Linked DNA regions of Homo sapiens: region 1 is linked to region 2. A link is an interaction called in ENCODE POLR2A ChIA-PET data of the cell type or tissue named here. Cell type or tissue: IMR-90. All regions are shown on one strand. Links, peaks and the distances in the headings refer to the core of each region. The heading gives the core; the rest is flanking DNA.

Region 1 (5,225 bases), core at 226-5,225, 890 kb before region 2:
TTGAACTTATACATTTCTTCATTATCCTAGTAATAAAGTCTGTGATTTCAGCATTTTACAGGAAGGTAAAAACACATTCACAATAGCACTAGCCGATAGCTTTCTTAAGTAACTGCATGGTGAGCTTCATAGTATCCCCCGTTCCTAAAGACAGATTAGAGGCCCCAGCACTGCACTGTTTCAGATTTCTGTGGGCCACCAAAAATAAAAAGCATCCCAGGTGGAGTAAACTTGTTAACCAAAGGGCTACTTAAAAATAAAATTGCTTGTAGAGAGCTCTCTTACAGCTTAATGAATGAGGCACCATTTCTCAAACTAAGATTGTGATCAAATGAGAAACCCTCCAAAGACCTCTGCTGAATACCTCACTTACACTCAAGCCTCCGCAGAGGGAGCCAATGAATGAGCCCCCAGCAACTGAAGTGGGTGTGGGGGAGTGGAGAAGGTTATATTTGAGCATGTGATGGTAGAATTGAGAAAGCACTGAGACATCAGCCACAGATGGAGAGGAAAGAGCAGCTCTACCTATAGGAATTGTTAATAAGAGTTCTGTACTCTCTATTAACAAATCTTGGAACAGCTGACACCATGATGGCCAGGGACCATGGATGGACGGATGGATGGATGGGTGGATGGATGGATGGCTGCATGGATTGATTGATGGATGGATGGACGAATGGACAGACTGAGTAAAGAATGGTGGCAGTTACAGCTGAGTGGGTGTGTGTTGATGGGGGAGGAAGGACAGAGGACAGGCCAACCACACCATAATTGTTGAGTAATGGCACAGTCCAGAGTGGGCAAAGTTTTTCTTTAAAGAATCAGATAAATATTTCAATCTTTGCGAGCCATATACTCTCTATTGAGCTCTGCCCTTGTTATGTAAAAGCAACCAAAGACAGTAAGTAAATGAAAATGACTTTGTTCCAATAAAACTTTATTCATGAATGCTGAAATCTGAATTTCATGATTTTTACATGACACCAATTATTCTTCTTTTCCCCCCAGCCGCTTAAAAATGTAAAAGACATTTTTAGTTCAAGGATCTTACAAGAATCAGTGGAATTTGGCCCTCAGGCCAGAATTCAACGACCCCAGATCTAGTCTCCAAACACGCCAGTCACTCAGGATAGTGATCAGGAAAGAAGATCTCCCCAGCAGATCCTGGGAAGAGATCTAACACAACGCACATTTTCTATTCTGTGCTCTGTATATACTTCTCCTTCTGTCTTTATTGCATAATTCTCCATGGATGTGCTGATGTTTCCGTCTTGTCCAATGGGATATAGGAAGCACCTGCTGGCAGGGTCTGTGTCTCACTTATTTCTTTCTTTTTTTTTTTTTTTTTTTGAGAGGGAGTCTCGCTCTGTCGCCCAGGCTGGAGTGCAGGGGCATGATCTCGGCTCACTGCAAGCTCTGCCTCCCGGGTTCACGCCATTCTCCTGCCTCAGCCTCCCAAGTAGCTGGGACTACAGGCACCCGCCACCACGCCTGGCTAATTTTTTGTATTTTTTAGTAGAGATGGGGTTTCACACCATGTTAGCCAGGATGGTCTCGATCTCCTGACCTCGTGATCCACCTGCCTCGGCCTCCCAAAGTGCGGGATTACAGGCGTGAGCCACTGTGCCCAGCCTGTGTCACATATTTCTAAATCTTCAGCACTTGGCATAGTACCTGGAACATAACAGGTGCTTGAGAGATATTCCCTGAATCAAACCATATTCCCCAACAACTGCAAGATTTCACTGTCAAAGTATGACATAAGGCCGGGCACGGAGGCTTATGCCTGTAATCCCGGCACTTTGGAAGGCTCAGGCAGGTGGATCACGAAGTCAAGAGATTGAGACCATCCTGGCCAACATGGTGAAACCCCGTCTGTACTAAAATATACAAAAATTAGCTGCACCTATAGTCCCAGCTACTCAGGAGGCTGAGGCAGGAGAATCACTTAACCCGGGAGGTGGAGGTTGCAGTGAGCCGAGGTAGCTCCACTGCACTCCAGCCTGGAGACAGAGCAAGACTCTGTCTCAAAAAAAAAAAAAAAAAAAAAAAAGTGTGACTTGAAAGGCAATCCACCTTGATACCAGGCATCCCCTATCTGATGTCACAGCCATGAATACTATGCCCTTGGCCCTTGGGATGGTTGACAGAGGTCATAGGAAGTAAACCGTACTCATAACCTTGAAGCTGGATTTCACCCTTTGCCAAAAGCAACTCTTAGTTTGTCACATTGTAAAAGGCAGGAAACCAGTTACCTTATTCTTGCCATGACCACACAGATGTTACTTAACTTACGCATGTCCCAAATGGAAAGAAACATATCCATCCGTTAGCAGAGAATGAAAAACATGTCACCCTTTGGCTCCTCAGTTTGGGAATTGATGGGCAATGAACACACTCCTGGTTCCTTTTCTTTCCCATCCATCTCTCCCTCCAGGCCATCCATCAGGAGAAAGCTCAATGTCATCTTCATGGTGAGCACTATGTAGCCATATCCTACAGGCTTTCTTTGCAATACTTAAGTTTCCAAGGAAGGCAGAGACTATTAAAAAGAGGATGCTCAGGGGCTTTCTTTTTTCAGACAGAGTCTTGCTCTGTCACCCAGGCTGGAGTGCAGTGGTGCCATCTTGGCTCACTGCAACCTCCACATCCCAGGTTCAAGCGATTCTCCTGCCTCAACCTCCCGAGTAGCTGGGAATTACAGGCATGTGCCATCATGCCTGGCCAATTTTTCTATTTTTAACGGAGACGGGGTTTCGCCATGTTGGCCAGGCTGGTCTTGAACTCTTAACCTCATGTGATCCACCCGCCTCAGCCTACCAAAGTGCTGGGATTATAGGCGTGAGTCACCATGCCCAGCCTCTTTTTAACACTTTACTGGAAATCTTGACTAGAAGTATGCCAGGGTCAAATCTGTATACAAAGGGAATACAAAGAACCACAGGAGAATCTGTAAGGAAATGACTCATGAGTATTCAGATTTGGATGGGTCCCAGAAAATAGCTCCAGAAACATAATTGCAATCCCAGGCAGGAAGCCAGGCAGGCAGGTAAGCAGGCAAGAAGTAAGGAGAGAAGGAAGGAGGGAGGGAGGGAGGGAGAGAGGAAAGGAGGAAGTGAAGAAGAGAAGAAGGGCACAAACAGAGCAACTCACCTGGTTCATCCTCAACCCCCACCTGCCCCAGCAGTCTTTCAGTTGCAAGCCCTATGAACAGCAAAGGGGACACAGAGCTGGAAGAACGCCACTATTGCCTTTCTCTAGGTAGGTCTGTCAGTAACTCTTTGCTTGATTTGCACCAAGACTTAGTTTCCCAGTCAACAGAATGGGACTAGAAGTACCCAGACCAACAGGCCGAAATAACCTCATTCTGTACATTTTTGAAATTCACTAGTTATCCATTTTAAATGGCATTTGGATTCTTTTTTTCTTTGTGAAGAAGTCTCCATAGCAACTGAACTTGAATACCTTGGTATTCAACCCAAACTTACCTACCTAATAAGTTTGGCAAGAATGTTTTTATTCTTTTCTTACCAAAGGCCACATTTAAGAGGATCCAGAAATTCTGACAGGCCTCATGCATTCTATCTGAGACCAAAGAGCAGACAACCAAGAGACCTGTTTATCAGCAAAAGCAGCAACATTCCGTTTCTTCGCCATTTGGGTAACTCTGTCCTTTATCAATTACAGTCCTTGACAGACTCATTCCTATTCGTTACCTATTTGTTCTTGTGTGTTGGTATTATATTTTCCACATCCTCATGGGCCACTAAATTATAATATTTTAACTTCAAATGACGTCTAACTTGGAATCACGTAATCAATATTACTTTACTGAGTGTTTATCTTCCCTAAACTGCTTCATGGACCACAAAAGAAGACCTAAAAAACAACATCTGATGCTCAGTTTCAATGGATCAATGAGCTGAACCCAAAAATAGCCACTCTAGAATATTCATGAGAGGCCTCTCAGTATAACTGGAAACTTCATACCAAGTTTCACTTTCAAAGAATTCATTTTAAAACATGTTCTCTGATTTTAAACTCAGTTATTTATATGATATTAAAGAGACTTTAACCAACTTGATGGCAAACCTAACAAAAGATGTCTACCAATTATTTTAACTTCATCAAAGGTTTTAAGGGAAACTATTTAAGACATATTAACAACTTCCTATTTTGTTCCATAGGCCCCATTCTTAAAAGGCTCCTCAGGGCTTTAATATTCCATAATATTAAAAGGGCTTTAATATTCCATAATAATTTATTTTACGCTTTCTTAATAACCTTTTCTCAAACTCCAGGTGAATCATTTCTGCAATTTGTTACTGTTTGTAGCTCAACAAATTATTCATTTGAGCTGGCTGAGCCACACGCATAACATTTTTAATTAGAGTGCCACAGTTGACTTCAAATCCAAAATATCCCAATCCAAAATTATTCTGTAGGCTTCGGATTTGCTGCCAGGAGTCTAAAAAGCTAAAAATAGCGACCAAACTTTCACATCACAAGGCAGAAAAAAGCATTTCAAGAAAGCGTACAGGCTTCAAATAGATGCGTGAACAGATCCCAAAAGGCAGGCATAGGCTGACAAGACTTCAGATTTGACCGTCCCCAGTATACTTATATTTGTAAGAAGAAAAGGACGGGAGAAAAACTCAGTAAAACAGCAGCTCATAATGATAAGCTACATAGAGTAGCAGCAGGGGGAAATATGGCAAAACTGGTAAAATACAAGCGTCTAGACTCTCTTTAGTATAAAACTAAAGATATTAAATTAGCATGTCAATTTTGAACAAATCTATAATAATGCAATCAGCAAACTTCAGAATGTAAGATACTTTACAAAGCAAAGGACTTGGACTCTTAAGTAAAGAGAAAAGAGAAGAAAGAAAGGGATGATAGGTCGGGCGTGGTGGCTCACGCCTGTAATCCCAGCACTTTGGGAGGCCGAGGCGGGCGGATCACGAGGTCGGGAGATAGAGACATGGTGAAACCCCATCTCTACTAAAAACACAGAAAATTAGCCGGCCGTGGTGGCGGGAGCCTGTAGTCTCAGCTTCTTGGGAGGCTGAGGCAGGAGAACAGCGTGAACCCGGGAGGCGGAGCTTGCAGTGAGCCGAGATTGTGCCACTGCACTCCAGCCTGGGTGACAGAGCGAGAATCCATCTCAAAAAAAAAGAAAGAAAGAAAGAAAGGGATGATAATGAGGAAGCTACATGAGACTG
Region 2 (5,496 bases), core at 185-5,184:
GATATGGTTTGGCTGTGCCCCCACCCAAACCTCACTTGAATTGTAGTTCCCATAATCCCTACATGTGGCGGAAGGGATCCAGTGGGAGGCAATTGAATCATGGGGATGGTTACCTCCATGCTATTCTCATAATAGAGTGAGTTCTCATGAGATCTGATGGTTTTATAATGGGCTTCCCCTTTTGCTTGGCTCTCATTCTTCTCCTTCCTGCCACCATGTGAAGAAGGACCTGTTTGCTTCCCCTTCTGCCATGATTCTAAGTTTCCTGAGGCCTCCCCAGCCCTGAAGAACTACGAGTCAATTAAACCTTTTTCCTCTATAATTTACCCAGTCTTGGGCAGTTCTTTATAGCAGCATGTGAACAGACTAATACAACAGGTAACACAAAAATCTCAGTGATTCTTTCTCTCACCTGCATGAAAGCAGCCTTGAGAAAACAGTATTTTGGGAGGATTTTTGTGGCTCTTAAATGTACCAATTCAATACCCAGTCTCTCTCTCTCTCTTTCCTTTTCTCTCTCTCCTTCCCTCTCCCACCTCCCAGCTCTCTATCTCTGATTATCTCTTCCTTTCTCCCACACTCTCCCTCTTCAGGTTGGCTAACCCCAAATCCTTAAATCGCTAACCACTCCTTCTCTTAAGAAACTATCATGTATCCCTCCCCCACCACCCAAGCACCCCATGCCAGCGTCTAGGAAGCTCAGATAGGGGTGTGACCTTTAACCCTGTCAGCCCCCAAAGAGAACTTGTGCATATCTCTTCTTGAACTTGTCATTTAAGAGAATGAACCCAAATAAAATATGTCCCTCCCTCTATGATTTGTCAACAATGAAAAGATGAATCACCAAACAAAAATACAAACTTCATATTTGAAGGCAACCAAAAAGTTAGATATTTACTCCAAACTAATGTCTTTTGCCAGGCTCTAATTACCGAAGGTGGGAGACTGTCTAAGAGCACAGGGTAATGTCTCTCAGAAACATTTATGCACTTGTGTTTATGGTCCATAATATAATTCTGTCTCTCATATTGATCAGATGCTACAGTCCTCTCTTTGGACTGTAGTAGCAACTAAAAGTCCATCTTACAAGCAGCACTCCTCTTCTTCCAGATTTTCATCAGTATAGTTTTAGAAAATTTCCAGCCTAGGCAACATAGCAAGACCCTGTCTCTACAAAAAGAAAATGAAAAATTATCTGGGCATAGTGGCATGTGCCTGTAGTCCCAGCTACTCAGAAGGGTGAGGCCAAAGGATCACTTGAGCCCACAAGTTTGACACTGCAGTGAACTAAGATTACACCACTGCACTCCAGTCTGGGCAACAAAGTGAGATCCTGTCTCAAAAAAAGGAAGAGGAGGAGAAGAAGAAGAAGAAGAAGAAGAAGAAGAAGAAGAAGGAGGAGGAGGAGGAGGAGGAGGAGGAGGAGGAGGAGGAGGAAGAGAGAAGAGGAGGAGGAAAAGAAAGAGTAAGGAAAGAAGGAAGGAAGGAAAGAATGAATGAAGGCAGGCAGGCAGGCAGGGAGGGAGGGGAGAGGAAGAGAGAAGAAAGAAGGAGAAGAAAAGAAGAAGAAGAAGGAAGAGGAGGAGGAGGAAGGGGAGAGGAGGAGGAAAAAGAAGAAGACATGTATGTATTAGTACATTTACTTGATCAGCATTGGATAACTGCAAGGGAGATATCTACAGCAAAGCAAAAATATATTTTTTAATGTAGTATTTATTCATCTCTGCTTCTGAAGAATGAGTGTACTCTCATCCCCTAGGCTCCAGCATACCCGCTGTCAGAAGTATCCCTTCCTTTCTCCCTCACTTAACTAAGTTGACCCCCTACCACACTGAGTTCAAGTTTGGGGGCCTGACCAGGAAAGAAATATATGTCAGCTTTACAATGTGCCTTTCAGAAAACTCAAGTGTTGTCTTTATAAATTTAGATGTATCTGTTTTTTTCTAACCCAAGATTTCTTCCTTCATGGGTGAGAATACAAACGATTTTGTTTAGGGATCCCAGAGAATGACTGTGAAATTTCTGCATCGTTGGCAGACAGGTGGTGCAGAGATCTCCCACTTCGGGGTCTGATGCTACTCACTCGTCCATTTGGTGAGTGCACAGTGAGCATCTACTCTATGCCCAGATCCCTCCTAGGCTTAGAGAACTAAGGAAGGAGCTGCCCTTGGGACCTCTCCAGCTAGGAAAGGATGGAGGGATGGGATGTGCTTTAGGGGAGCTGTGCTCGGGACTTCTCCACCTGGGCGAGGACGGAAGGGTGGGATGCGCTTTAGGGGGCCACTCCATAGAACACCATGCAGATGGTGCCCCCCCGCACGACCCCCAGCATCAGAGTTGTGCACTGATGGCCTGCAGATGAGCAGGGGAGGGAAGGAAGGCTCTATGCCGCTTTGCGTGTGGTCAGAGGCATTTCTCCCAATGCTTCTGCATCCTATTGGTGAGTGACAGGTACACAGCGGGCATGCGCAGTTTCCAGCTGAGGATTGTCCCTTTGGAGCTCATTTGGCCTGCAAGCTTTCCATTCATGTTACCTAATCGCCCTCCCCCCACCCCCCATTAGGCCTGCTCCCAAGGGTGGCTGAAATTCCCAGAATTCATTATTAACATATTTTTGTTCTGACTCCACTTTCAACAGCCATTTTTATCTCTGACAGCAAGCTGGCCTCTGTCTCTGGGGCTGGACAGCATCATGCCCAGATCACTCCATTTTCAGAGCAGGCTTTAGCAGACTCCTGGCTGATGGGAGCCCCAGGGAGGGGAGCGGGAGAGTGAGCGACCTGCCCCCACTGCAATCACACAGCAAGGGTTACTTCCCCCTCCACCAAGTGGGACCCTTTGCAAAGCCTTTGCTCCCTCTGCCTTTGGGTTGTCATAATTCAGAAGGCAGGCTGCTATCTGATTAGCCCAAAACGCTCCTAGAAGCTTCTCCCCAAAAGCACCCATTCAAGCACCACAGCTTCCAAATTACTCAACATTCAATTGGTTCATAAAAATTTGTATTCCTGGAGAAAGTCAAAAAATTGGAAATAGTTTTAGTTGATTTAATAGAGTTTTTTTTAAACAGCATTTTGAAAAAAAAATCATAAATCCCTATAGAAGTAAATTGCTGGCTGGGCGGTGGCTCACGCCTGTAATTCCAGCACTTTGGGAGACCAAGGTGGGTGGATCACAAGGTCAGGAGTTCGAGACCAGCCTGTCCAATATGGTGAAACCCTGTCTCTACTAAAAATACAATAGCCGAGTGTGGTGGTGTGTGCCTGTAGTCCCAGTTACTTGGGAGGCTGAGGCAGGAGACTCACTTGAACCTGGGAGGCGGAGGTTGCAGTGAGCCAAGATCATGCCACTGCACTCCAGCCTGGGCGACAGAGTGAGACTCCAACCCCCGACCCCAGAAAAAGTAAATTGCTTTGGCCAGGCGTGGTGGCTCACGCCTGTAATCCCAGCACTTTGGGAGGCAGAGGCAGGTGGATCACCTGAGGTCAGGAGTTCAAGACTAGCCTGGCCAACCCTGTCTCTAAAAATACAAAAAGAAATTAGCCAGGTGTGGTGGCAGGCACCTGTAATCCCAGTTACTTGGGAAGCTGAGGCAGGAGAATCACTTGAACCCGGGAGGTGGAGGTTGCAGTGAGCCAAGATTGCGTCATTGCACTCCAGCCTGGACAAGAAGAGTGAAACTCGGTCTCAAAAAAAAAAAAAGTAAACTGCTTTATAACTTTAAATGGTTTTTCACACCTTTACCATATCTAATCCTTTCAGTAAACCAGTTCAAGATTTCATTAATTATGTCTAACTTTTGTCATGTTGTTATAAATAAGAAAACTAACCAGAGGGAGGTTAAGTAACATGCTTAGGGTTCTATGCTGGGCCGGACCTAGAATCCGTCTCCTCTTTTATTCTCATTGTATGTTCATTCCACATCTTAATCCGGGCCCAGATTTAACAGCCTCAGTTCTCCCACCAAATTCACACAATCCAGATTCATTCATTATATGGCACAAAGATTTCACTAGATGTTCAAAACTACATTGTTTGTAGTACAAAAAAGTCTAGAAACAGCCTAGTACATAACGCCGAGAGTTTGGTTAAGTGAACTATTCAATATTGTGAAATATTATGCAGTCATTGAAACAAAGTTGCAAAAGTATATTTGGTGATATATCAAACTATTCATAATATAGTAATATAGAATATGCACAGCAAGCTGTCCTTTTTATAATTATATGTATAAATAAAATGCATAGGAAATCATGTGGAAGGATATACCCTAAGATATTAATAGTGGTTACTTATGGAGATACTTGGATTGTAGATACTTTTACTGTCTTCATTTCAGTTTTCTGTAGAATCTTCTAATTTTTCTACGGTAAAAATACATTTCTTGGGTACTTTTTTTTTTTCTTGAGACGGAGTCTTGCTCTATTGCTCAGGGTAGAGTGCGGTGATGTAATCTTGGCTCACTGCAACCTCCGCCTTCCGGGTTCAAGTGATTCTCCTGCCTCAGCGTCCTGAGTAGCTCGGATTACAGGTGTGTGCCACAATGCCCGGCTAATTTTTGTATTTTTTTAGTAGAGATGCGGTTTCCCCATGTTGCCCAGGCTGGTCTTGAACTGCTGACCTCAAGTGATTTGCCCACCTCGGCCTCCCAAAGTCCTGGGATTACGGGCGTGAGCCACCGCGCTTGGCATTCTTGGGTACTTTTTGAAGTTTCAAAGTTATTTCAGCAGGAAGACCCATCTAGTTAAAGAATAAATGTGTGCTTGGCCAGGCGCGGTGGCTCACGCCTGTAATCCCAGCACTTTGGGAGGCCGAGGAGGGTGGATCACGAGGTCAGTAGATCGAGACCATCCTGGCTAACACGGTGAAACCCCATCTCTACTAAAAATACAGAAAAAATTAGCCAGGCGTGGCGGTGTGCGCCTGTAGTGCTAGCTACTCGGGAGGTTGAGGCAGGAGAATGGAGTAAACCTGGGACGCAGAGCTTGCAGAGAGCCAAGAACGTGCCACCGCACTCCAGCCTGGGTGACAGAGCGAGACTCTGTCCCAAAAAAAAAAAAAAGAACAAACGTGTTTACGCCTGGGGTAAGTACATTTAATAGTGTAAAAGTTCAGCCATTTCCATCTATTTTATCTCATCCCTAACTGGCTATGGATGGTAAACTCAGTTGACTTCTTTGAGGATAACCATAAATGTGTTTCACAAGCTTACTGATGTCTACTTTTAGCGAATTTCTTCAGGAAACAGAAGATTCATTATTAAACATTTTTTTGATGTCTACTATGTTGGGATTGTTCTCCCCAGAAACCTCGTGTATTGCTGCTCAAACCTAAAGAGAATTACTCTACTCTTTACTGGACAAAATCACAAAACCATTGACTGGGCCACCCCAAATTGTGCTCCCTCAGAGAGTACCACTGCCTCGAAGTCTTTTTAATCTATTTCTGCTTGATCTATCATCAAATTTCCCTGAGCTGCTGTTCAAACCTGTCCACATT

Evidence for each region. Peaks named below come from ENCODE experiments on the same cell type or tissue, not always from the same donor. Only the 100,000 strongest peaks of a DNase experiment are listed, where the experiment ranks them.
Region 1: POLR2A ChIA-PET joins it to region 2 with 14 read pairs; 1 of 35 experiments calls an interaction of 5 or more read pairs at or near these places.

Annotation. Positions count from the first base shown.
Region 1 is chr21:31,364,057-31,369,281 of GRCh38, forward strand. It overlaps a transcript of TIAM1 not described here. Among named protein-coding and RNA genes, the nearest start is that of TIAM1, 22 kb to the left of the region's middle. RefSeq lists an enhancer at 2,373-3,572. In IMR-90, for the core only: no CTCF peak of the experiment used is centred there; a DNase peak (open chromatin) is centred at 2,925.
Region 2 is chr21:32,250,846-32,256,341 of GRCh38, forward strand. It overlaps a transcript of MIS18A not described here. Among named protein-coding and RNA genes, the nearest start is that of MIS18A, 25 kb to the right of the region's middle. In IMR-90, for the core only: no CTCF peak of the experiment used is centred there; a DNase peak (open chromatin) is centred at 2,636; H3K27ac peaks cover 491 bases.